Regions from separate parts of the Homo sapiens genome. Here region 2 is linked to region 1. Evidence: chromatin loops called from intact Hi-C (ENCODE). Cell type or tissue: B cell. All regions are shown on one strand. Links, peaks and the distances in the headings refer to the core of each region. The heading gives the core; the rest is flanking DNA.

Region 1 (11,084 bases), core at 251-5,250:
ATTGAAGCAGAAACAATTACAGGCCTTGCCCAATACGAGGCAGTCACCACTGAGGCCAAAAATGAAACAAAATTGTCTTGGTTCCTTCCACGATATTCACTGGCCAAAATTAAAAGTCTCTCTTCAGTTACCTCTGGTCACTGCAGGGTTCAAGGACAATTATCATTTGAGACAACTTTTTGGATAGGAATTCTCTTACTAAGCTTCCCACACCTACTCATTTGAATTTCATCCCTTTTCCCTCTTCCCTTTTTGACATAGACAAGTCGGGGCATAGACAATCTTCAAATGAAAAAACAAAGAACTGGAAATATCAGAGTAGATTATATTATAACTACATTAGAATCAAGTTATGAATGAATTCTCCCATAGTAATACTAGTGGCAATAAAGATGACTGCCACATATTGATTACCTATTCTGTGCCTGATACTATGCTAAGTGCTTTATACTTGGTCCTACAATAATACACATGCAGAGACAAATCCAGGTTTTGTGGGTCCTGAAGCTTATACAATTTGAAGGGTCCTTCTTAAGAAAAAAGAAAATTTGGGATATAGAATGAGGTACAGGGCTTCGCAAGGGTCTGTGCAAGTGAGAGACCCAAAGCTTAACTTTGCGAGTTTCATGGTAAATGCATCACTGTGCCCAAGTTAGCTAACAGCTCATATCCCCAGTTTTACAAGCAATGAAATTGAGGACCAAGTAAGTTATTTGACGTAAGTCATAAAGCTTATACTGGCAAGGATAGGATTTGAACATATGGAATCTGACTCCAAATCTCACGTATTTTCTTTGTGTGGCTTCTAATAAAAATAAAGTTGCTATCACCTATTAAGCACTAACTATATCCCAGAAAGATCACACCTTAAGGTTATAAGAATTATTTGACAAAGCAGATGTGATCGTTAGTCCTTATTATCCCTATTTACAGATGGGGAAAACATGAATCAAGTAAGATTAAACAGCCCACGGTCACCGAGCTGGGACATAGTGGAAGCTAGGTTTCATGCCCAGGAGTGTAACATCCTCAATCTTTCCCACTGTCCCATGCTACCTACCACCCTACAGGTAATCCAGGAAAAAGCAGAATAGCGATGTGTGACTTACCTCTAATGACAACAGTATTTCCACACCTGCCCACTGAAACTAGCCCTGTCCTTTAGTTTCATACAATACACCGTGCAGTCCTCCTTAGCTGGGATTGAGCAGCTCTGAAAGTCCACTTCCCTGTACTATTACTTATCAGAACAGAGTCCATTCCTCATGGAGAAAAACACTTGGAAATATCAACACAAACTCAGGCCCCAGCCAAGTTGCCTTACAGCCACCCCCTCACCCAGAGAAATGGAGACACACAGAGAATCTAAGGGCTGGCTATATGGGAACCACGGGGAAGATCACTCATCCTATAGGGCTCCTTGAAACAGCCTTTCAAGGCCATATAAGAAAACTCACATATTTACTATAATTGGATTGCTTTACTCTAGTCACCCAAAGCAAGAGTTTACATCCTCAAACACAGCTCACCATGGATTTGGACATGGACAGGAGTGGAGAAAGGATTCAGTTTCTTTTTTCCTTGAACATGATTGCTCAAAGGAAACTGACCCTCGAGACGCTCAGACAGTGGGCCTTGTCTTCCCTTGGCAATGTGAACTTTAAAAATTACATTATGCTTTGCCATGGTGCTTTTTGAAAAACTGCCTTTAACTGCCAGATTTCAGGTACTCACTTAATTACTTTTGGAAACTCAGTTAAAGGAAGATATCCATTGCCACCTGGAATAAAATAGCTTTACTGACTGGAGAGTGCAGTGATTCAAAGTAGACTAGGCCTGGGCTTTTTTATCTGGCCGCAGCAAGTGCAGACCAGTGGGAGAAATGAAGCGTGCAGTTATGGATGCTAACAAGAAAGGCTGCTGCTCCAGTGATTATTTTTCTTTTTTAAGGAAAAAATGATCCCAGTAATTCTCTTTTGTTCCTCTTTTGACACAGCTTGGTGGATGTGGGGGAAAGGGCAGATGAAATGACCAGTGAAATCAAAAGATGAAGTCTTCTTAAAGGACTGGCTCTCCAGCCCAATCATCTAGAGGAAGAGACAAGTTCAGATTCTTGTAGGGTATCTAAATGCATCTGTGCCTGAAAATTATGGCCGTTTGAGAAAAACAAGAATTCATGGTGAGACAAAGCAACACAGACTGTTGGTACAAGATACAAAGCCACTAAGTCAGCGTTCAGCAAAGACTGATGGATGAATTGTCACCCAGCCTAAAGGACTGGCCCAGCTACCAACTGCCCCTGCCCAGCCCAAGAGGGCAAGAACACAATAGACCGCACACCCACGTCTCATCCCCAGGCGCACACCACTTCAAAGGCTACAGCAAGCAGACAACATAACCTGCCTCTTCTGCGGTGTCTTTCATTCAGTTCTGTTTCTTCATGAAGTGGGAAGGAAACAAGTTTGGGCCCACCTGAGATTGGGGTGTAGACGGAAGGAGTGGGGAGAGATGCAAACGACAGAACACAACCGAAGGCCTTTTTAAAAGTCAGGATCCATAGCCTTACTTATCACTGTAAAGGGAACAGAGTCGGCTCCATCCTTCCTCATCCTTCTTTAACCCTCGCCTACCAAGCCCTGGAAGACAGGGACGCAAGAAGAGCTCTAGCGCGGAGGGTCTGCCTGAGTGCTGGTCTTTCCCATACAAGATGTAGCAGCAGGGATGGGAGGGTGAGCTGGACGACTCCACAACACACACACAGCCCGCCCCGCCTCACCTTCTCGATACTCTGGTCTACAGCCTTCTGGAAGACCCGGGCCACCAGCAGCGTGACGCTGGTCACCAGCAGGAGCAGGGACAACGTCCCCGCCGTGTAGAAGCAGCATCGGCCCATTCTGTGCGCCGCTCACGGGCCGGGCCGGGCCGCACCCGCCAGGGATCCAACTGCAAGGAGGGAGGAGCCGCCGCAGAGGCGTCGAAGACCCGGGACCCTTCGGCGCCACGCCCACGCCCTCCCGGCGCACGGTTCGTGCGCGCAGCTCTGGGCTCCGCGGCCTGGCGAGCGCGGCCCCGGGTGCACCGGGCGGATGGGGCCGCGGAGGGACGGGCCCGGACTCGGTTTCGGTTTCCTTCGCCGGGCAGCCGTGGCGCCCGCCTAGCGCAGCTCGGGAGAGTGCAGGGAGCGCGCAGGGACGTGACGTTCGCGGGCCGGGCTCGCCGCAACCCCGCGAGGCAACCGCCGGCGACTGCGCGGGGAGGCGGGCGGGGGCGGAGGCCGCAGTCATGTGCCCTGCGGCGGCGGCAGTGATTCGGCCCGCGCCCTCCCCGGCCGGTCCCCGGTGGCCCTGAGTGGCTGCGGCGCCTGAGCCAGGCCCGGCCTGGCCGCTCCCAGCGCCCTGCACCGCAGGCCCAGCGCTCGCCCCACCGAAATTGCCGAACCTGGTTCACACACTCATTTACTCATTCCGCAGATAGGTCTGAGGGCCTCCCATGGGCCACGCGCTGGGGATTCAAGGTGGCTGGGACATTCCCCTGCTCTAGAGGCGCTCGCAAGTTAGCGGGGACACCGTTACCGCAATTACAACACAATGTAGCAAGTGCTTCTACCAGGTGCCTGCTGAGATCATGCCAGCAAGCATGTTCTGCCTGGATGACCTAGGGCCCCACATTGAACTGGGGCCTGGGGGATGCATAAGTTTGTCACGTAAGGGGCATGTGCAAGAATGGAAGATGTGCAAAAAAGGGAGGAGGAGGCATTTCACGGAGAAGGAAACGGTGAGCAAAGGCATTGGGGGTGAAAGAGCAAAACCTGTAGGAAGCAAGAAGGAAGTTCCTTTTGACTGTAGGCTCAGGTGTTCAGGGGGTGGAGTCGGAGGTGTTGAGGCCCCAAGAGGTCAGACTTTGAAGGGCTCTTGGTATCCTGTTAAAGATGTGGAAGTTGGGAAGGAGCTTAAAGCAGGCATCGCTGGTGTTCTTGCCTGCTTTGCTCACTGTGGTGTCCCAGACACCCAGGACCAAGACCTGCACACAGCCAGGACTCAAGAAGTGTTCGTTAAATGAGTGTTTCTTCTACGCCAGCCCTTTACTAGTTTCTTTGCACAGTTCTACTCATTTAATACCCTTGGCAGTCCTATGAATAGGAGGTTGTGTTTGTCCCAGTCCTCCAGAAACAGTCCCAGATGGGGGTACTATGCAAGAGAGTTTTGAGGGAAAACAGGGAGCTGGACCTGGGATGCAGGTGTGATCCTTGTGAAGGAAAGAGGCAAGCAAGGAAGGAAGGTTGGGTGGAAGGAAGCATTTGATATATATACAGTCCATGTATAAAAAGTTCAGCAAGGCCATTGGGGTGGGGAATCCTTTAGCCAAATGGGCTTGTCCCAGAAGTCTGGCATCTCCCAGAAAGAGGCCCGCCTTAGTATCCCTGCTGTGCTCAGTCATGAGCTGGGAGCAGCCTTAGGAAGCTGGCCTTTGCAGCAACCTAGGGATAAATATCAGGGTATGGATTTCAGCAGAGCTCAGCAGTTGAGGCGGAGCCATTGGTCAGTTATGCTATCTACACTGCAAGATCCAAGAAGTACATTTTCTTGGCAACTATAGTGTATTATCCTCATTTTACACTCAAGAACACTGGGGCTCTGAGTTAAGTAACCTAACAAGCTCAACTGGTTGCTGAGTGGTGGATCCTGCTTGAACCAGGATGTAGGGCTGGCTGTTGGCTTCCAAAACCCTCACTTTTTCTACTCTGCGCATTGCTGCATCCCGATCTGTCACTAATGAGAATCTGAGGACAGCAAATCAGTTAGGAGGCTTTGTTGAGGACTTGGTGAGATAGCATGATGGTTTAAAAATGGTGGCAAATTATTTGTTACTCCTTTCGTTGAGAGGTGGGGTCTATACTTTCTCGCTTTGAATTTGGGCAGGTTTTAGCAATTTGTTAAACCAATAGAATACAGTGGAAATGACCATATCCTGGAACTTCTGAAGCTAGATCATAAATGCCTTGCAACTTCTGCTGGGGCCTTTGCAAATTCTTGCTCTTGGAGCCTCAAGTCACCCCTAAGTTCAGCTACCCGGAGACTGCTGCAGAGAACATGGGAAAGACTGTGGGGAGAAGCCCTGAGTCTGTAGGAAGAGAAATGTCCCACCAGTCCCCAGCTGTCCCTAGCCTTTTGAGTCACAGGCCCTAGACATTACAGAGCAGAGGTGAGTGGTCCCTGCTGAGCCCTGCTCAAAATGCAAAATAAAGGATTGTTGTTGTTTAAGCCACTGAGTGTTGGTGTGGTAGGTTACTCAGTAGATAACTGGAGCAGATGGTAAGGGCAGAACTGAGGCTGGGACATTTTGTAGCTACCAAAGCTCTTCAAGCAGCAGCCCCAGAGGACCAGTCCTGTGTTCAAATAGAACCTGGTGGGGTCCTGAATGATTCAACTGTCCCCAGCCTGATGGGTGGGTGGTCTCCAGTCCTCAGGTGTCCACAATCGGCAGCCTTTCTCTTCCCCTAATCCTGCCTCTTCTCTGCTGTTAAGTTTCAGTTAGCTACATTAACTCTGCTCTGTGCCCCAGTTTGCTTAAGGAGCAATGCTAGCCCACTAACCCTCACATGTCCCCTACCTAGGCATTGGTTGAAGTCCTCCTGTCATCTATATGTCCTCTCCTTCCCTAACTAGAAAAAAAAATTTGGTAACTTGCCTGCCTAGGTACTTTGGCACTCAGAAGTTCATGCTCACACTGAACTTCCACCCCCTACTCTCTGACTGCTACAATCAGATTTTCTGTTTGCGGGCTCCATTCTGGAGGGCAAACTCCATAGGTACCCACTCCTCCCATCCCTGGACCACCAATCCCAGGGTACTCTTCCTTTTCATTGTTCATTGAGGTCCCTTCTTCTCTCTTGTCTGGGCCACCAGGACAGTAACAGACTGTGGGGATGGAGAGATGGAGACAAATTTGATAAATGTATCTTAGTGTGGGAGAGTTTCTAAACAAGGGTTTACAGCTCAAGTTGCCCTCAGTTTACCTGCTCTCTGAGGATCTCACTCTGTTTCCACTATGTCAGGCGGTTAGTAAGCCACTTCCCCTTTAAAACTCTGGACAAGCCGAATGAAAATCTCTTTCTTGGTTCTTCTTAACACAGCTGACCAGGCTAGCATTTTTAAATGTGTTAACATAAGACAGAACAAAAAGGACCTAATTACAGAAAATATAAACAGCTTTTAAGAAAATAATGTATGTTCCCAAAATAGCAGTCTGTGATCCCACAGTAATCTCTGTCTTATCACCGAGGCTGGCATAACTTTTTAGCAGCTGGCCTGGCTGTCTTTCTGTTCAGTTCCATCTTCTCTACCCACAGCTATGTTCAGAAGCTTTTGACACAAAGCCCCAAAATCCAGATTTAAGTTTCTCAATGCCCTTTGGGACTTCCTCCTCATTTCTGATCTATAGGACATGTCTGCACCGCTAATTGGCATTGTTAGTTTATTGCCACAGGATCATCTCACCCTATGAGAGACTTTGCCCTCTCATCCAGGGAGTAGCCCCTGCTTGCCAGCCACTAATAACCCTGAACACACTCTGGAGGGGCAGACAGCTTGGGAAGGGGTTACTGCTCCCAGAGTTTAGATGAGGAGGCTGATGCCAGGGCAGGGAGACAATCAGGACTCTTCCTGGTGACTTCTCTGCTATGGTTTGGATTTGTGTTCCCTCCAAATCTCATGTTGAAATTTGATCCCCAGTGTTGGAGGTGGGGCCTAATGGGAGGTGTTTGGGTCCTGAGGAGAGATTGTTCATGAATAGATTAATGCCTCCCTCAGGCATGAGTGAGTTGTCAGAGAGCGGGTTGTTGAAAAGAGCTGGCACCTCCTCCTTCTCTCTCTAGCTTCCTCTCTGCCCATGTGCCTCACACAGGTGTGCTCCCTTTCTGCCTTCCCAGGAGTGGAAGCAGCCTGAGGCCCTCATCCAATGCAGATGTCTGTGCCGTGCGTCTTGTCCAGCCTGCAGAACCATGAGCCAAATAAACCTCTTTTCACTACCCAATCTCAGGTATTGTTATAGCAACACAAACAGACAAGGGCGGAAAATGAGGAGACTGATGCTGTGGCAAGGAGATACGGTGATCTCTCTATACCTAAAATCAGAAGACTTTATCTGAGAAGAACAAGTACACTTAATGAATGATTGCTGGTGCCTGTTGAAATTATGCAATCATTCGGGACTTAGAAAAAGAGCTTTCTTCACAGACTCTAAGGGCTATCGAGGGGAAGCAAGAGGGCTCTTTGGGCTCTACCTTAAATTTAGAATGTTGATACTATACTCAAATGAGTTTAATGATGTAGTCATTGTATACTTTTATGTTCAAAGTGTTAATGTGTTAAATATAAACATTTAAAATACACCACAGGCCGGGCCAGGTGGCTCATGCCTGTAATCCCAGCATTTTGGGAAGCCAAGGCAGGAGAATCACTTGATCCCAGGAGTTTGAATGGAAATGGCCCTAGGCCTTGCCTACTTTGGGACAGGTCAGGCTCCAAGATACTTCTAAAAGTCTTGGCTTTCTTCTTATTGAAGGTGATCTATAAAATGTACCATCACACCCTAGTGATTTGACATATGTTATTCCTAAATGTTTGTGGGGCATCCTAAATCCTGAGCAATACAGCCTCCATAAGAAAAAATTACTCTCTCCTCCCTCCTCCCCTACCCATCATTCCAAAGTTCTTACATTACAGAACTGCTTTATGCAGATAGGCTTACATATCCCAGAGGAGAGCTCATATACCATTTATATTATATCACATGCACCTGTGCCAGGCCACAGGGACTCTCTGTGAAGTTACCCATGTCCCTGTCTACCGCCTCCTCCGATCAAGAAGACCTCATGGCTTCCTCATTATCATCTTTGCACCCCCAACTAGGGGAATCTTTTCCAGTTTGTTTTGGTTTGGTTTGGTTTTTATTTTGTTTGGGGTTATGGGAAAATGAGAATTCCCCTCTTCAAATTCTTATTTTCCTTTTTGTTCCCCTAATAATGCAGACTTATTGAAACACGGAACTAGGAGGAGATATCCTATTCACCTTTTTCTCTTCCCTTTCCTGAAAACACAAGCGTAGTGTTGTCTAACTAATAGAATGTGTGGTTGGAGGGCGAGGAGTCAGGAGATCAAAGAGGAGAAAAATATAGTGGGCAAAAAGGGTGAATATGTCAGCAATATTATCTGCTACTTGTACATAGTACTTGTACAAGCACTATGCTAGACAGTGGGCTTGCATTACTTCATTTACTCCTTACAATGCCCTATGATGTAGACATTCTATTTTAAGGATAAGGAAACTGAGGCACACAGAGATTGACTAAGTAGTCCAATGTTACTGGCCAGTAGGAAGCAAAGGTATTACTAAATCCAAGTCAGTCAGATGCTTTAGCCAGGCTCTTAACCCCTTAGCCACTGCTTGGGACTTCTGGCCTCATGCTTATTAAGAGTAAAAGGAAAGCAGTGAAAATTGCAAAAAATAAAAATAAAAATAAGCAATGGCACTGGAATACTCATGGTGACCTGGGCATCCAGGAGGGGCACAGGTTGGAATTAGTGTGTGTGGGAGACAATGCCTCTGCCTGAACCTGATGTTGAACTAGAATGGAGAGCCAGGAAGGAGTTGCCAGTCCGGTGGCCAAAAATATACTTTGCAATATATCTAATGTATATTCTGACGTGAAATGTATTCTAGTCTGTTCTCACTTGAGGTACTTTGATGGTACTTTCTAGAAGCAAATGAAGCTTGGGTTGGGTTTAAACTCACTGTGGCAAAGCCAGCATATTGTGAAATATCAAGGCTGTCTGATTTCCTGCATGTTGTGAAATCAGGGCTAAATAAACAACACGAGAGGTCACAGTTATTCTTTAATGATGTGTTCCATGGGGAGAAGCTGTATAAACGAGAAAGCCAGGTTTACTCAGCATCTCTTTCTGAGGGGAGAAAGGGGGGATGGAGAGTGAAGAGGGGACTGTCTGAGGGTAGAGGCAGACTTTGTCAGCCTGGAGTGGTGGGGAGAAGATATTTGGCCAGAGATAGGGGTGCAGTAGTGGAATGGGGAATGGGGGGCTTAGATATTAGACTATGGAAAGGGTAAAAATAAGCCCCGCCCCTCACCACTAACCTGGTCCCCGCATGACTTCTAACCACTGCACTCACCACATATCCTGAGAGTCTGAAATGATTACCTAGAAGCCTCCTATACTCATCAAACCTCAGAGAAGACTGCTATTCAGTTAACTTTACAACAGTTGTAAGCATTTCCAGTTCTTTCATAAATAAATACTGTTTCTTTTTAGTGTCAATGAAAAACGTTTCAGAATATTAATGAGTAGTGTTTGCTTCAATTGCACTGCAAGCTATCTTAAGCAGAACTGTTTCCTCCATTTTGAATCAAACCAGAGGAGATAGAGATGCAAATCACAGTTCTTTAAAAAGTTAAACAGAATTATCATATGACCTAGCAACTCTCTTCCTAGGTATATAACCCCCAAAATTGAAGACAGGTACTCAAACAAATACTTGTAAACCAGTGTTCATAGCAGCATTGTTCACAATAGTCAAAAGGTGGAACCGACCCAAATGTCATCAGACAATAATAGATACACAAAATATGTTATAGACATACAGTGGAAAATACTATTCAGCTATAAAAAGGAAAGAAATAGGCTGGGTGTGGTGGCTCATACCTGTAATACCAGTATTTTGGGAGACTGAGGCAGGAGGATTGCTTGGGACCAGGAGTTCAAGACTAGCCTGGGCATCATAGCAAGACCCTATCTCTATAGAAAAATTAAAAATTAGATGGGCACGGTGGCATGCACCTATAGTCCCAGCTTACTTATGAGGTGAGATAGGAGGATTCCTCGAGTCCAGGAGTTCAAGGCTGCAGTGAGCTGATTGTGCCACTGTACTCCAGCCTGTGACAGAGCTAGATCCTGTCTCTTAAAGAAAGAATGAAGTCCTGATACATGCTACTACAGTGCAGACTTCTTTTCTTTTCTTTCTCATCTGCCATTTCTGATGTGAGTAATGGTCCCTCTTAGAATATGATCTTTTTAAAAATCAGTGATGGGAAAAGAATTCTAGAAAGTTCTGGCAGTTTTTTACCCAGGGAGAAATAAAAGGGATAACCAGTCATAGGTACATTTTCTGTTACATAAGAAGCAAGATTGTACAAGAATGCTTCCAGGTGCTCACCTGGGATCAGCTGGGACCACAGGGGTTTCTTCATTCTCTCAGCGGAGTCAGTACACACACTCAGCTTCCCCTGGGGATGGCAGCTTCCTCCTGGTCCTCTTTATTTCCCCATGGGAAACTGTACAACTCACAGGCCCCAAGGTCCCTCACTGATTCCTAATCAACTCCTGTAAAGAGTCAGCTCCCTAAGTCCAGACTGCCTGGCACCATGCAATCTGTATATTCCCTTATGAACAAGGCCACTTTCCCATACCTGCCCACAGGAAGAAAAACCCATTGTGGCAGGGGAAGGGGACAGGCTTTCTCCTCTGGAACCGAATCATACAGCCCAGCAGCCTTCACCTGCTTCACTAATGGTAAGCTTGGGCGACCACTGCCTCACTGGTCCTGGCCTGGGGAGTTTTTCTTTTCCCCACTAAAGCCTATTCCCCATTACTCCTCTTTTGTTTGGCATGGGGGAGATGAAGTTTCGCTCTTGTTGCTCAGGATGGAGTGCAGTGGTGCAATCTCAGCTCACTGCAACCTCTGCCTCCTGGGTTCAAGCGGTTCTCCTGCCTCAGCCTCCCGAGTAGCTGGGATTACAGGCACCTGGTACCACATCTGCCTAATTTTTTGTATTTTTAGCAGAGACGGGATTTCATCACACTGGCCAGGCTGGTCTTGAACTCCTGACCTCAGGTGATCCATCCGCCTTGGCTTTCTAAAGTGCTGGGATTACAGGCATGAGCCACCGCACCCGGCCTATTCCCCATTATTTCAAGCGAACTACTGCAAAAACAGAGAAAAAATACCGCATGTTATCACTTATTAGCTAAAGAGCTAAGCATCAAACACACACGGACACAAAGATGGGAACA
Region 2 (16,917 bases), core at 5,151-10,150, 980 kb after region 1:
TCCTACTCTTAAACTTACCCCAAGAATGCATCCAATCCCATTTTCCTTCCCTATTCTTCCTTTATTATTCTGAGAAATGTGCTTCTACCATAAGAAACCTGGATGCCAGCTTATTGCTCTTTTTTTTTTTTTTTTTTTTTTTTTGAGACCGAGTCTCGCTCTGTTGCCAGGCTGGAGTGTAGTGGAGCGATCTCGGCTCACTGCAACTTCTGCCTCCCAGGTTCAAGCAATTTTCCTGCCTCAGCCTCCCGAGTAGCTGGGACTACAGGCGCATGCCACCATGCCCAGCTAATTTTCGTATTTTTAGTAGAGATGGGGTTTCACCATGTTGGCCAGGATGGTCTCCATCTCTTGACCTCATGATCTGCCTGCCTCGGCCTCCCAAAGTGTTGGGATTACAGGCGTGAGCCACCATGCCTGGCCTCTTTTTTTTTTTTTTTTAAAATCACAACTGGGTAATCAAAGTATTTCTTCTGTCTCTGATCAGATGCTAAGAAGACAATTTTTTTCTCTGATCATGTTCTTAAACTCCTTAATCTTTAGAATGCAATTCTTCTTTTCTTGGAGAGAAACTGTGTTGGATATTTTCCATTTGCTCCTCCAGATATGACCCCCTCCTCCCACCCCACACTCATCCTCACCCTGCTGTGCACCTAGGGAAGATGACCCACGCTGACTGCATCACTGGCTCCTTGCCTTTTGGCTTCTGGATGGTTTGGCCAGTGAGTGTCAGGAGCAGAAGACTGGAGGATGGGAGAGTGAGTTCAGGATATTTATCCCCTCAGATTTATCCCCATCTTCCCAGGTCACTGCAGGTTGGACACATCCTCTACTGAAGGCCATATCGCCTGTCAGTGGGTCCTTCCCTGAAATTACCCTTTCTGGTTCTAAGAGCTACTCTTTCTCCTTGTACCTTCAGGCCTAGAGGTGGTCACAGCTCCTGCTGTAGCTGGCCCCAGGGATGCTACATTACTTCTTATATATTTTCCTTACTTGTCTACACCTTCATAAATAGTCCCTTTATTAAACTCTCAATTACACCATTTAAGTGTACCATCTATTTCTAGTTACAGCAACCTACCCATTTATTTAACTCTTCATTCCTTCAAAAACCATGATTGAGTTACCATTTCTAGCCAGGAACTATTGTGGGGACTGGGGATACAAAGGCAAATAATACATTCTGTTTTCCATGAGCTCACTGCTGGCAAAGGACACAGACAAATGAACAGATGGTGACAATGGAGCTGTAATAAGAGCAGTGTTAGCATTTTTGCTTTGAAAGGACATGAGGGAGGTCCTTAGTTCTCTTTAAGGACTAGCTGTGGTCTGAATGTTTGTGCCCCGACCCACTTCCCAAATTCACATGTTGAAATCGTCACCCCCAAGATGATGTTATTAGGAGGTGTGTCTTTGGGGGGTGATGAGGTTACTGGGGGAAGCCCTCATGAATGGGATTAATAGCCTTGTAAAAAAGAACCCAGAGACCTCCCCTGCTCCTTTTACCATGTGAGTACACAGCAGGAAGGTGCCATCTATGAACCAGGAAGTGGGCCCTCACCAGATACTGAATTGTCACATTGATCTTGGACTTCTCAGCTTCCAGAACTGTGAGAAAGAAATTTATTGTTTATAAGCTATCCTATCTATGTTATTTTGTTATACCAGCCAGAATGGACTAAGACAGGGATCTAGCAGAGAAATGCTTTCTGAAGAAGAAAAAATTGGCTGGGTGCAGTGGTTCACACCTGTAATTTCAGCATTTTGGGAGGCTGAGGTGGGAAGATCGCTTGTGGCCAGGAGTTTCAAACCACCCTGGGCAACATGGAGAGACCCCATCTGTACAAAAAAAATTTTTTTTTTAAAATTAGCCAGGTGTGGTGGTGCATGCCTGTGGTCCTAGCTACTCTAGAGGCTAAGTCAGAAGGATCACTTGAGCCCAGGAGGTGAAGACTGCAGTGAGCTGTGATTGTGCCACTGCACTCCCATCTGGCCTGTGGAGTAAGACCCTGTGTCAGAAAAAAAAAAAAAAAAAGAAAACCTTGCTTTTGCTTTCACTGTTGGAAGTCAAAGTGGAATAAGATAAGTGGGAATTAGCCAGGATGGGGAAGATGAAAGAGAGATGAGAGTGTACTAGAAGTGGGAATAGTTTTGGAAAAATGCTAGGAGGAGGATCAACTAAGGGGGTCAGAGCAGAGATGGAATTTGAAGACTGGTAGAAGACTGGCTCAGGCAGTAAACGGCTTTTTTTCTCTACTCTTTTTGCAGGAATTTTGTCTTTATCCTGAACGTGATGGGAAGCCAGGGAAGGCTTTTGTGTTTTAGAAACGTCTCTCTGGATGCAGTGTATAGAAGGACCTAGAGAGTGGGCCCTGAAGGTAGTGAAAACAGTTGGGAGGGCAGAGCAAGGCGGTAGGCGAGAAATGAGGGCTGAAACTAGGGTTGTTGCAGAGTGGATGCTGACGAGGGAGAACTCAGGAGAAGGTCTACGTGGGTAGCCTTTTTACCACAGTACTTGCAGCTGCTCTCTCATTTTAAACTGGGGATGTATAAATATAGCCGTGGCAGGGAATTGGAAAGTTTTAGCTCTGTATACATTCTAAATTAGGCTTGTACATTTTGGAGTTCAATATCTTATTAATGTTGTAAAAGATAGAATAAATACTATTATATATCTGTCTACGCAGTAGCACCAGCTCCATCCAAATAATGAGTTAGACAGTAACAAATCTCAGATTCCAAAGGGCAGAGCACCAACACAGAGGGTTCTTCCTGCTGTGCTGGCGTGGACAGTGGCCACCTTTCACCACCTGTTCCCCTGGATGCTTTTGTTCTTCTATGCTGGCAGAACTAGGATCCAGGCAGGCTTCACAATGCAGCCAGAGTTGCTGATAGTTTTGGCGAATAACCTACTGAAATTAATCCAGCTCAGAATATGAGTTCAGGAAACTGGAAGTAGAATTGTTCTTTACACAAACCTCATTTCCCCTCCCTGTTTCCTCCTCCACAGACTCAGGTTGTGGTTGGGGGGAATCAAGAGACAGAAAAGAAAAGGGATGGGTGGATTAGGATTCGGAAGCAGTTTGTCTTGGCTTGGAAGTAATAGAATTGAAATAAAGCTATTGAAAAGAAAATTGGGGTGCTTTCACCACACCTCTTCTCTCTGTGCCGCCATCCCTAAGGATAGCTCGTGTGGCAGGAAGAGCATTTTATCTTTCTTCTCTTGTGGGTTTCAGGGGTCTTTCACGGGAAAAAAGGGATAATAGGGCCACAGGGAGTGGTTACTGGCTCTACCATCTCAATACATCCCTCTAAACTCACTTTCAGACAATCCTAGCTGTAGTACTTAGTGCTCAAGAGCAGGGCCTTGGAATCCAAACAACCTGGGTTTAAATCCTCACTCTGACTATTCCTCTTGGCAGCTGTGTAACTTGGGGAAAGTTGCTTCATCCCTTCAAACCTGACTTTTCTCATTCATAACATAGGAATATTAATAGCTATCTCATAGAGGCAAATGGGGGATTAAATAAGCCAAAGTATGTAGAGTACCTGGCTCAGAGTAAGCAGAGGGTGGTAGCTTTTTTTTTCTTCTTTTTTTTTGAGACAGAGTGTCACTGCATCGCCCAGGCTGGAGTGTAGTGGCACAGTCTCAGCTCACTGTAACCTCCGCCTCCCAGGTTCAAGTGATTCTCGTGCCTCAGCCTCCTGAGTAGCTGGGATTACAGGCACGTGCTATCGTGCCTGGCTAATTTTTGTATTTTTAGTAGAGATGGGGTTTCACCACGTTGGCCAGGCTGATCTCCAACCCCTTACCTCAAGTGATCTGCCCACCTGGGCCTCCCAAAGTGCTGGGATTACAGGCATGAGCCACTGTGCCCAGCCAAAGGGTGGTAACTTTTAATTTTTGGGCTGTAAATTAGAGATGGAATGGCCAAATTAGGAGTCCAAGCTGGGCCTCCACTTTTGTGCTTGTCAGCTACATAGGCTAGGGGGCAGTGGGAGCCTCAAGATCACATCCTCAGGCATGGTCCAGGGCCCCATCCTCTGGCCTTGAAGAGTGATGACTAACTGTGGAATGTTGCCTGGCTTCTCTACAGTGAGGATTGTTATGTGTCTAATTTTGAACTGGACTATCAGGTAGTTGAGCTTTCTATCCAGGAAGTCAACTGAGAAAACACTGGCATAAACATGCGGGGAGTGGGTTTCTCTTATTTGTTAAGCTTTATTTTTAGTGTTATTGTATGACTTGTAGATGAAGATTCTCACTGACTTTTGGGCCTGCAGAAGCAGGTGCTACCATTGCAGGCCTTGGACATGAACATGGTATTGTTCCAAATTCATTTCTGCATTATTTATACATTTGCAACTTCAAAGTGGGGCTGACCATTTCCCTTTTATAAGGGTGCCTCTTTTCTTGGGCTTTCCAGGATGCCATGTCTCCTTTCTTCTTCCTTCCTTTACAGGCAGTGCTGTGTAGTGTGCTGACTACAGGTAAGGATTCTGGAGCCAGACTGCTTGGGTTTGAATCCACGTCCACTACTGTGGCTGTGCTACCTTAGGCCAATTTTTCATCCTTGTGTGGTTCAGATTCCTCATGTGGGACATGAAGACCAATAATAGAATTGTTGTGAGAGTTAAATGAGTCAATATGTATTGCACGTGGAACAGATCTGGTTAATAGTGCTATATGTGCTTGTGCCATGAACTAGTTCTAGATGCTTTACAAACATAATATCAACCAACTCTCACAACAGTTTTATAAGGAAGCACTATTTGTATCCCTATTTCACAGCCTGAGAAAACAGAAGCTTAGAGAGGTTAGCTAGTGTGAGGTCACAGAGCTAGTAGGTAGTAGAGTTGGGAATTAAACCCAGGTTTTTCTGTCTACCTGTAAAGTCTGTGTTCTTGACCACTATTTACCCAGTCTTCCATAGTAGGTGTTTTAAATTTTTGAGAAAGTTTTTTGTCTTTTTTTTTTTTTTTATTTTAATGGAGTCTCGCTCGCTCTGTTGCCCAGGCTGGAGTGCAATGGCATGATCTCAGTTCACTGCTTGAACCTCCTGGGTTCAAGCAATTCTCCTGCCTCAGCCTCCCAAGTAGCTGGGACTACAGGCGCCTGCCACCATGACCGGCTAATTTTTTTTGTATTTTTAGTAGAGACGGGGTTTCACCATGTTGCCTATGGCTGGTCTCCAACTCCTGGCCTCAAGTGATCCACTCCCCTTGGCCTCCCAAGGTGTTGGCATTACAGGCGTGAGCCACCGCACCCGGCCGAAAGGTTTTTTTAAACAGTTCTTCTCCAGCATGTTTGGCAATTTTGTTGATTCTATCTGGCTACCCTAAAGGAAGAGTATCTATCTCCTTTCTCCTGACTACAAGTATGTGAACACTCAAGATGAAAGAAGGGGACTAGCATCAGTAAATTCCCGGAAAGCACTGGTGACAGTCGCAGGAATAAACTAGGTCAATTTGTGTCTCATTGTCCATTGACCTATTGCCTTAGACTTGGTTAGATCTCAGTGTGATTCCAGCTGGCCTCTCAGCTTCTCTTCTTTTCATCCTCACATCTATCCTCCAATGGGATTCATGTAGCTAAACTTGCAGCTTTTCAAAAACTTTTGCTCTAAATACCTCTAATAATGGATAAGTGCCTCTGGAAACTCTGGGGAAGGTAGAGTTTAAAGCAGTCTGTGATAAGCATAAGATTTCTTTGAAGGCTCATGTTTTCTTAAGATTTCATGCAAATTTTACAATGTATTTCCTTTTTTTAAATTTTAAATCAATGTTTTATCTAGGAATGATTTTAGATTTACATAAAAATTGAGGGATAGTAAAGTGAATAACATATTCTCTTCACCTAGTTTCCCCTAATGTTAACATCTAATGTAACCACAGTACATTTGTCAAAACGAAAAGATTAACATTCGTATATTGCTAAGAACTCCAAACTTATTTGGATTTCACCAGTTTTTTTTTTTCACTAATATAGATTTTTTTGTTGTTGTTGTTCCAGAATCCCATCCAGGGTATGACATTGAACTTACTCATCACGTCTCTATAGTGTCTTCTGGTATGTAATACTTTCTCAGTCTTTCTTTATTTCCATAACCTTGATTAACTGTTTTGAAGATTACTGGTCAGCATTTTGTAGAATGGCTGTCAGTTTGACTTTGATGTTTTTCTTATGATTATGTTAGGGGTATGGGGTTTGAAGAAGCATACCATGGGAGCGAAGTGCTCTTCTCATCATATCAGGGGGTACATAATAGCAACATGGTTTATCTTTGATCATATTAATCTGGATCACTTGGTTAAGATAGTGCCTGCGAGGTTTCTTTTTTTGAGATGGAGTCTTGCTCTATCGCCCAGGCTGGACTGCAGTGGCGCGATCGTGGCTAACTGCAAGCTCCGCCTCCCGGGTTCACGCCTTTCTCTTGCCTCAGCCTCCCGAGTAGCTGGGACTACAGGGGCCCGCCACCATGCCCGGCTAATTTTTTGTATTTTTAGTAGAGACGGGGTTTCACCGTGTTGACCAGGATGATCTCAATCTCCTGACCTCGTGATCCGCCCACGTAGGCCTCCTAAAGTGCTGGGATTACAGGCGTGAGCCACCGCGCCCGGCTGAGGTTTCTGTACTATACAGTTATTACTTTTCCCTTCGTCTACTCTGTTCTTTGGAAGGGATTCTCTAAAACTTGCTCAGACTCAAGGAACGGGTGTGGTGATTAAACTCCACCTCCTGGAGTGGGGAGTTACATATATTATTTGAACTTTTTCTGCAAGAAAGATTTATCTCTTTTCCCATTCATTTATTTATATTGGTTTGGATTACTATTGTCTTAATATAAAATAAATCTTTTTATCCCCAAATGTACAAGTGGAATGACTTTCCAGAAACATGTGAGTCCTGAGGATACTCATACTTTCTAGCCCGCCGTTTGCGAAGCACAGACAAAACCCAAAGCCTCACTGGGTTACTTCCTTGCTTCCATTGAGTCATCCTCCTCAATAATACTTGTGAATGAACGAATAAATGCATAACACGCACAGGTGAGCGATGAGAAATACCAGCGTTGTCTGACGGTAAGGATATTTGTGTTCAACACCAGTGTCTGACCAAATAGCTACTCATATTTCTTCTGAAATTCTTTAGGGCACACTAAACATCTTCCATGTTGTCTAAGTGCTGGAAGGGAAATTGATTCAGCCACTTTTTGAAGGTGACTCTAAATTATTCTCTCAAAATACTCAACAGCCTTTACAATGTAGTTAAAAAAAAAAAGCGGGTGGAGGGGAGAAATGCCTGTCTAAAGTAGGAAGCCCCAAGAGAAAGCCCTGGGGCGTCCAGAGGCTTGGTTTCACCTGGCAGCCGTCTGGGACCAATTGCGGAGTTGAAGTAGCTCCTACGCTTTCTCATTGGTCCTCACCCAGGGGGAAGGCGTGGCTTCAAGTGTAAAAGGCGAGGAAGCCTGGCGGGGCTGTGGGTTGTTCCGCTGGTGGATGGTTTGGGGTTGGTCGGGCGGGGTTTCTTCCAAAGCTTTGTAGGCCTGCGAGGTACTAAGAAGTTCTCTGGTGGCTGGAGGGGTGGGTGGAAAGGACCAAGCTCTTGGTAATTCTCAAGGGGGAACTTTGGTTAGCTTGCTTTAGAAGTGAAAGATGAACGAAGAAAAAAGCGAGGGCACTTAAGCGGACTAAGGAACTCGAAAGAAGGGGAACTAGGCGTTGTGTGTGGGCAGAAAATACCTCCTAGGAGGTCACAGCAACTCCCTGAAGTCGTTTTTAGCAGGCTTGCCTCTTCCAGTTACTGTGCTTTCTTAGAGTTTGTTCTTTTAGAAGCTTAAGATACAATCTTGAATTGAGGTTTCTTCTCTCATGCTCAAGCCTTACTTGCTGAGAAGGCTCCTGTCTCTTGACTTCTGTTTAATCTCTACCATAGACTTTAGCAAAGCCACTCTTATAGCTAACTTACTGAAGTTACGTAAACTCCAAGAGAAATACACGGGTTTAGAGGTTCTACGTTTAAAGCAAGCGCAGCAATCTTTAGAACTTCCTTTTAGCTATTTGGAATCCCAAAGTCTCTATTAAACACCTGTCTGGAGTAATGGTGGAAAGTGACTAAAAAGCTAGCTTCTCATCTCTTCAGAGACTAAAAATTAGATCCACTTCGATGAAAACCATAAGAAAATGTAGATCAACTTTGAATTAGTTTTTTTTTGAGGGTAGGAAACGTCCCTTTGTGACCTATTAGTAAAAAAAACTAAAATGAACTTCAAGCATGTGGCTTTTAAGACTCCTTACTAGGAAGTTAGGATCTTAATCATATTCAGCAGAAAGCAGCTGTCTGCCTCGAAGACACGCAACCTGTGGGCTGCAACTGACCTTCCACCTGGTTGTGGAGGTGGGAGACTCGTTGACTGGCAAGCCTCAGGTAATGTCAGACTGACACACCTGAAAGCACTTCTGATAGCAGTTAGAAACTTAGTAGTTGAAACAGGAAATTTCATCTAGTTGAACAGATCGTTAGCATTGAGAATGGACACTTCCTTTAGGCTTACTAGGAAAGGCAAACCATCTGTCATGGAAAAGATAAAGTGGCATCTTAGTGACAGACTCAAAAGTACACAGCATGATGGATATGTTCATTATCTTGACTGACAATTTCACAGGTGCGATGGTAGCAAGTTACATAGCTTAAATATCGTAATTCTTGCGTGCCAGCTACAGAAAAGTGCTTTTTAAAACCATGTCCAGTCATGTAGGTCCACCTGCCTTAACCTGAACAAGGGTGAATAAATACATGGGTAGGGACATGAAGCACTCTCCCCTCATCCCCATCAGCATGGAGTTACTTTCTTCACACTGTCCTTACAAAGCAGGGTTCAAGGAGAAGAGCAGAGTTCTTTCCTTCATGTAGATAATCTGATCAAGGGATGTGTCTCCCAGGCTGACAATCCACTTGACAAAGAGTCACTTGACAGGTCTGGGATCTCGAAGCCCAAGGCTTTCCAACACTGTTAGTTAAGTGCTGTAATTAGAGCTGGGGTGCTGGGGCAGGGAAGGCTCCTGCAGGATGGTCAAGGATGGGAATAGGTGGCCTTGTTTTTCCACAGTTGCTTAACATTAAAAACTAGTCTTCTGATTAGTCATCCTGTAGCATTCTCACCTGTACTTGTGTCCTTTTACTGATAGCAAAACTTTCTCTGCTTTTATAGACTCCAGAAGCTAATACAGCAGTGACTTAGTCCTGCCAAATAAGAATTTGGTCAAATTTAAGTGCATGGTACGGATGCCTTATCTCCCTAATCCTTTTCCCGTTTTTGTAAACTTCAACCACTATAAAAGCCGAGGGAAACAAAAACTAACTTTACATAAACAACTTTACTTCAAAACTAATACTCTGGGCTGGGTGAGGTGGCTCACGCTTGTAATCCCAGCACTTTGGGAGGCTGAGGCGGGTGGATTGCCTGAGGTCAGGAGTTCAAGACCAGCCTGGCCAACATGGCGAAAACCCTATCTCTACTAAAAATACAAAAATTAGCTGGGCGTGGTGGCAGGTGCCTGTAATCCCAGTTACTCTGGAGGCTGAGGCAGGAGAATCATCTCTTGAACCTGGGAGACAGAGGTTGCAATGGGCCGAGATTGCACCATTGCACTCCAGCCTGGGTGACAAGAGCAAAACTCCGTCTCAAAGAAAAAAACCAAAAATCCAAACTAATACTGATAGATCACTGGGTCTTCAGGACTTTTCACCTAGGCTAACAGTAAAGACACTGGAAAGTTCATCTTTCCCACCTCAGGCAGAGCAAAATATCTACTACCGACCCAATTAACTATAGTTTCAACTGCAGGTGAGTCCTATGGAACTGATGTCTATATGTAGGTGTTATTGCATAGGCTTCTGGGGCATGCCACATAGTTCTAGAAAAACTCACATGGCTTAGGAGACAAGTTTAAAGTTATGGCTGGAGAGCAAGGTAGAAGGGGCTGAAACATCTCAAATATCAACTTCCTTTTAGAACAAGATGTGGAGTAGTGCAGGATTTGTCAATGGCACTCCCGCCATTCCTAAGGCTGCTTATGTACTTCTGAGCTTTGGCCTGATGCGTGTTTGTCTGTCTTGCAACTGGCCTCACTCCAATCTGAACTCCTGATGTCTCTTAAAGCTTGCCTGAGAACCCAGCTTTTTAGTAGCTCAAATCCTTACTATCCCTTAGGATAGCATTACTTTGAAAATCCTCAGTTGTGCCAAGACCATTTCGGATTCAACCTATTTTTGGGGTTCCTGCTTAGTGTCTAGTGTCTACCTAGAGCTGCTTGATGCCAGAGGCTAGTGGCTTCTTTACCAGGAAACTGATGGTAGCCATGTCACTTCTTGGCATCAAACCTGTCTAAAACAGTCCCTAGCTGAAGACGACTTTCTTCCTAATTGTCAGCCATTCAGATGAGAGAAGTTACAGGTGGTCGAAGGTGAGAACTAAGTGATAGAAACTGGAACCAGGTGTACTGAAACTCTTGACTCTAGGAGAAACTAATTTCTTGAGGGATTTGTTAAAGGTAACTTATCAAGACCCACTTCCTCCCAATCTACACAGATTACATGTTTAATTTGGGCCAGTAACTTTTAAGTCTTTAGAATCTTGACATAATCTAGCAAAGTAAGACTGCTCTAGGTGTGGCAGGAAGCATGTAAGCAGAACCCCTTGCTGGCCTGCTGCCGCAAGGAGCCCAGAGAATCCCCGAGGCATTGGAACAGTCTGAGGGGTCTAAACATACTTTTGCTTATTGAGGTGCTTGCCCACTAGAGTTCTCCGAATCAGTCCCTGATGAGGGAGGTGCCTCAAGCTTGCAGCTGTGGTCACAGGATTAACTTCTCAATTCTCAGGCTACCCATAGGGAGATGCCATATCTTGGTTTAATCCTGTTTCTGTGGCAGATTTCAGCTTACTGCTCACACTCTGGGTCTCACGGCTCCTATGACATCAGTTTCAGTACTGTAGGTCTGATCTTCAGTTGGGGGTGGTGCTGGAGAAAGTGCTCTCACTAGGGAGCTGGGCCCTCACTGTTTCTGAATCCTCTGATCCATAAAGCAATTGTAGTGTGCCTACAAACGGGCCCTCTGACATCTGACTTTCAAATGGTTGGGATCTTTTTCCTCAGGGAATAGATTCTTTAAAAAAGCCCCTGAGTGAGAGCAGAGCGGTGGCTGGAGGTTATTCGGGCTAAATGGTTTCTCCGGCTGCCACCCAAACTGAAATGCTTTACCTAGCAATGGTCATGAGGCAGGTGACTGGAGCAAGTAACTGCTGGTAGCAAACGAGCCTGTTGAAGCATTTGTGCAGGACTGGTCTGACTGGCCTGGAGAGATTAGTTAACACCCTTGCACACTGAGCACACTCCAGAGGGGAGTCCCTGCCCTCCAGGAACTTACAACGTAGCTTGAAGGAACATGAAGACCCAGCTGTAGCTTGTTACTTAATGGCAATAGAAAATGGGTGAGGGAGTGCTGGCTGGGAATTGGAACTGACTTTCAAGTCTGGGTTTTTTCCTGTGAAGTAATTCTCAATGGAGTAGACTTCAGCTCTGGCCTAAACGCTACATTACAGTGCCTTTGTGTATCTAAATTCTGGTGTCTAATCTGGAATAACCTTTCCCAACTATGTGACAGAAGTTTGGGCGCTCTAGGAAGCATAAAGTGAGGGGGATGGAACTTGTCTTCAGTAGGTAAGCCCTGTAGATGACAATGTGGTCTTACTTCCTTAATGTGGTGGCCTGGTAGAAGCATGGCTAAGTTGAGATGGGGAAGAAGCCTAGGAAAGCCCAGGATGACTTCTGGTCTATTTTACTGCTGAAACAGTCTGGAGAACTTGTAGAGATGCAAAAATTCGTCATGATCAACAGGACAGTCAAAGGGACCTAATGTGCCATGTGTCTTTGGGACTGGGGTTAGGAACTCCCAGATAGAAGGGGATGTGATATAAACAGAACAGTCTTGTGATTTTGTCTAGTTCTGAAATCACCTCTTTTTAAAGAGCTCTCAACTCCTATCTGCAAATGTGTTTGGAACGCTTCCAGATCAAGTTCTCTGTGCATCCTCTTTAGAGGGAATTTATAGGAGCCTCTAGAACAGTGCTGAGACACACGAGCCAAAAGTATAAGCCATATATAGTCAGTCCCATTAAAGAAAAACGAATATCTTTAACCCAAGAGATGCTTATTTTGACATGTAACCCAGCTTATTCTTGGTACTGAGCCTGGTATGCATTTTAAACTTAGTGTATCAATTGAGATGGGTCCTATCAAGTGCTCAATGAATAGTGGTTATATTGGAGAGCACAGCTCTGGATAAAACATAACTTTAAGTTTTTGTTTTTGTTTAATTCATTTGTTACCGCTTTAGGGAAATGCTGATCTAAAATGACGGTAGAATGTAGTGTCTGTATTGCTGTCTGAGTGCAAATCCTTGGAAACTTCCAGGAACTAGTAGGCTAGAACCACTTGTATTACTTGGACTTTGTCAGAATGACTGCCTTTGTGTAAAACACCATTCTGTCAGCAATATGACCATTTTCCATACCCCTAGCAATCACTTTGATTATTGTGGGTAAGCTTTGTCCTGGCATCTTCTATGCCATCTATATCTAAAGCACCCATTCCAAAGCTCATTTTAGTAACTTATTTGTCCTGAGCACGGGAAATGGGAAGAATACAAGTAGCTCTCATTCAATATCTTCCAGTTTTCAGTTTGGGTTACTGGTATTCTTTAGATCCTGGACAACACACTGAGAGGTTACAGGTGTCTAGAGATCAAGTACTTGAGAGCATTTAACATCTATGCTGTAGTGCCCAATTCCTATCCCAAAAGCTCAAGCGCCCACAACTCCCCTTCCTATTATACCTAAATCAGGCTGGAGTGTGCTTTTCAGTGATGTGCTATATTAGCTTTCTAAGCCAACAGGAGTATATACCTTATTCAATTTACTTGGACTTGATGTTGATGTGTTACCTATAAGGACCAGTGGTAAACACCTGAACCTAATCAAACCTCATCTAGAGAGGAGGGGGCAGTCTTCTTGTCTTCAACACAACTGCTTAACACTTATTTCTACGGAAACTGACTTGGGTTGGATTGGGGTTTAGGACAGCTGGGATGGCTTATCCGGGAGGCATGTGATTTTTGCCAAGAAGGAAGTTTTTGGTCTTGTGGAGTTATCACAGGAAGGTAGATGGGTGTCCATTCCTCTGACCTGTGTCAGAGCTGTGGGGAGGCTGAAGAGCAGGAAAGACAGCCCCAGGCTGAAGCTGGGCTGGGCTGCTGCAAGGCCAGTGTCTGCAATTAGGGAAGAAAGGCAGCAGCCACCATGTTTAAGAACTTTTAACTTGGCTCTCTCAGAATAGAACCCCTTGGCATATCTAGAAAGTAGGAAGCTGTCAAATCAGTAGCATTGGCTGTGCTGAAGCAGTTCCCTTGGATTTGGGGGCAGTTGACAAAAATACTAACCAGAACATGGACCAACTTGTTTATGAACCCACTTGAGGCCCGGAGTTAACTAGGGCCATTACCTGGAAGCTCCTGTGCTCTTCCCCTCACTGCTTTCTCTGTATGATGCTAGATTATTTGTGACTGATACTGAGGGTAATGAAGAATCTCAAACACTGTCTGGCTTTGTTGTGTATGACATTTAAGTGAGCCAAATACTTGAGCTCCTCTGGCAAGTGTTCTGCTTTAACCAATTAGCTTGTATAACAGACTTGGCTATCTTGTCACTTGGATTTGAGTGTGATGGAAGAGTTGTTTCCCTCACCTTGTGTGAGCCTCTACCAGCAAGTTAGCCTGTTGGGGAGGCAACTAACACTTTATGGTAATTGGAGCAGTCCTTCCTACAACTGTCTTCTCAACTTGATCTTAGTTACTGTTCTCTTAGGCAGAACTTGCCCATATTTCACTTACCAAGGAGTATTTGGAAAGTTTGTCTCAGAATAAAAACCAGTGATTCCCTCGACTCAGCAGCAAAGGCATCCAATGTTTCACCCAAGCTAAACTTTGGCTATTACTCCAGCATAAAAAGCACTTGTCTAGGATGAGTCTGCATATGTCCATCCTGGTCTTGAGCTAATGCGACATGAACAGTTTGACCAAAGATGAGCTTGAGACTGGCCAGACATGTGACCTAATGGAAGATAATTATTGTACACATACACCTGTAACTGCCCTTGAATAATGAATCAGTCTTGACGGAAATAAAGCCTAGCAACAGCAAAGGACCCAATGCACGGGAAAACTCGCTGGTGTCCATTTGACTTAGGCTGAGAGAAACATGCTGAACTCCCAGCTGTCAGTTTGTCACCTGCCGTGTAATATTTCAGTGACTATTTTGCTTTGTCCAAGACTCCATAGGATTTGAGTGCATAGGTAAAGACCCTCCCTGGTGATAGAAGCTTCTTCCAGTAGATACTCAGTCACAACCATGATTCAGAGGGGCTTTCTTGATGTCTTAAATTTCAACACGTGGAATTGCATTTTAAAGTTTTTTGCTTATGATCAGGTACTAAGTGGATTGACTGCATTTTGTCAACTTTACTGGTAGTAGGCATGTCCCTAGTTATATGGGGACATGTACAATTTGAACTAATAGATCTGTTAGCTCATAAGAAATCAGAGTTCTCACAAATGCTAGCTGTTGCTTGCTATTCTATTCTCCACCCACCCCCACCATTTGTAGGAGCTGGGTATCTTTAGCATGTCTTTCAAAGATTTCTATACCTCTCACAGGGTTGAGAAAGACTTGTCAGATCAATAGATGAGACACATTCCCAGATGAACTTGGAAGTAGAACTATAAACAATGCCATGGGTATCCCCAAACCTATGCAACATTGTTTTGAACCAACACAGCCTCTACAGGTTGAGGAAGCCACACTTATTGGTATACTTCATAGTGAATTCCCCACTGCTGTGCAGTTTCTGCTCAAATTTCTACTAGGTGGTTTCACGTCACTTCCAGTTACCATGCTTCTGGTCAATTTGGGGTGGATTTTTAAGAACACTCTGGTTCCATATATAGCCATCTCTTTGGGTTCTCTCAGCATTCTGGTTCTATTTTCATGTTCATACTAGTTACTTTTGCCTAATCTTATACCACTTCCCACCCACCTCTTGTCATCTTTTAAGGTTCTATTTCCCTATCCTTAATTCTTACTGCTTTGCTTTAAGGTTGTTGGGTAGTGAGCTGATTTCCTCTTAATGTCGCAGGCATTTAAGACCATATACATACTGATTCATGAATGTATAGGACCATGGTGACTATGAACAGACCAGTCATGACTCAACTTGCAAAATACCTATGAATGTGGACAAGGAATAGTATGTACAAGAGTCACCCAGACTTGACTTCATGCCATTGTTCTGAATGCTCTCATATTGGTTCACTTATAGGAGTAACTACCTCAGGGTTTTATTTTATAGAGAAAAACTGAGGCTCAGTGTCACCCTCACAATCTCTCAAACCTAGGAAATTGTTCACTTTAGGTTGTTTTGAAGTCTTTCCATATACTACTCCTCTTACAGTGACTTGCTATAGCTTGCCTTGAGAACAAACGTCTCACTTTAATGCTTTATGGTTAAGGGTCAGGTATAACTCGGATCAATAAGCTAAACCTCTAAAATCAAATAGTCGGGTGGATGTCATTCTTACCTTGCTCAACAGGAAGCTAGATGTCTTAAGACCACTCATGCTACAGGAAATGATTGTTTCCCTGTGCTTACCTGGCTCTTGAGTACACTGACTCAAATGTCAACGTGGTGGGTAACATGGGGCTTCTATGAAAAGCTTTTGGTGTGGCAGGGTGTAATGGGTTAAATGTCCTGAGCTTAGTCATGTACTTGATTGTCTATGACTAAATGACCAAATAGACATAAAAAGGGTGGAGTAAATCTGTCATAATTTACAGCATATCTTGCTGTTCTTTTTTTCTCCCTTTTCTCTTGGCCTGTGGCTTAACTGCACCTAACATCTCTCGGGAGTGCCTTAATAAAACCAGTTAAGGACTGCTTGTTTTATACAAGCAATGTATTCATATACCTTCCTGTTAACAGTAAAAATCTAGACTAGCGTAACAATACTTGTCTGATTAGTGAGGCAATTAGTATGTCACCTGACAAACCAGAACTGATAGAAATCTTATTTGGAGGTGTTACCATAATCAGTTTCTATTTAACCTGACATACCTGAGAAAGCATTTATGGGCCGGATCTGCCAGGAATATGACATCTCAACTACTCTGTCCTTGGTGGTTATCACCTATATGATAATCTGAAGCTAAACCTGCACAAGGTCTTCCTTATACAAAGTGTATTGGGACCTGAACCCCAGGTTTGGGTCCACAGCCAGATAACTAGTTCTGCAAGAAGAGGTGTTAGTATGGTTGTGAAAACACCTTCCCCATCCCCTGACTCACCTTCCTGTCAACTGCTTCCTACTGGAATTCCTCATGAATAGGTGGTTAACACCTTGTACTTTGTCCTAAACAACCCAGTTTTGTCTCACTCACCCCGTCTTCCTCTCCAGCTTGTTCAAGTCTCTTGTTCAAGTCATTCCACTTCAGGCCTGTTAAGACTACTTCTCTTGACACAAATCTCCAACCCACAGACTTTCTCATTCCAGCTGTTGCCTTTATTGACTTTATTTCCTTGTTATAGTATCTTTCATTTATTTAACCCCATGGCTTTTTTTCTGGTAAATCTCAACCCTTCGTGAATCCCAAATGTCTTAGTCCTAATACTAGAAAGATAAGGCTTGGCTGAGTTAGACTATGGTAGAACCATGTCTCTAAACTTATCACTGACTTCTGATGTATCTTTCCAACTCCCAAATTTCGCAGAGGGGAGAGAAGCTAGAAAAACAGGGTTGTTGGGCAATCT

The links. Hi-C counts contacts between places; a loop is a spot of excess contacts. Peaks named below come from ENCODE experiments on the same cell type or tissue, not always from the same donor. Only the 100,000 strongest peaks of a DNase experiment are listed, where the experiment ranks them.
Region 2: a loop joins it to region 1, with 5 times the contacts of the local background. A loop is called at or near these places in 2 of 110 quality-filtered maps.

The regions. Positions count from the first base shown.
Region 1 is chr4:76,210,651-76,221,734 of GRCh38, forward strand. It overlaps SCARB2 (scavenger receptor class B member 2), which reads right to left and starts at 3,174. Exons shown (of 12, transcript NM_005506.4): 1 at 2,777-3,174. The coding sequence starts at 2,893. It also overlaps a transcript of FAM47E not described here. RefSeq lists silencers at 2,575-2,979, 2,893-3,512. In B cell, for the core only: no CTCF peak of the experiment used is centred there; DNase peaks (open chromatin) are centred at 3,311 and 3,521; H3K4me3 peaks cover 2,082 bases; H3K27ac peaks cover 4,157 bases.
Region 2 is chr4:77,186,198-77,203,114 of GRCh38, forward strand. It overlaps LOC107986292 (a long non-coding RNA gene), which reads left to right. Exons shown (of 4, transcript XR_001741742.1): 4 at 6,014-6,376. Among named protein-coding and RNA genes, the nearest start is that of CCNG2, 37 kb to the left of the region's middle. RefSeq lists an enhancer at 7,658-7,707. In B cell, for the core only: no CTCF peak of the experiment used is centred there; a DNase peak (open chromatin) is centred at 7,554; H3K4me3 peaks cover 1,438 bases; H3K27ac peaks cover 2,315 bases.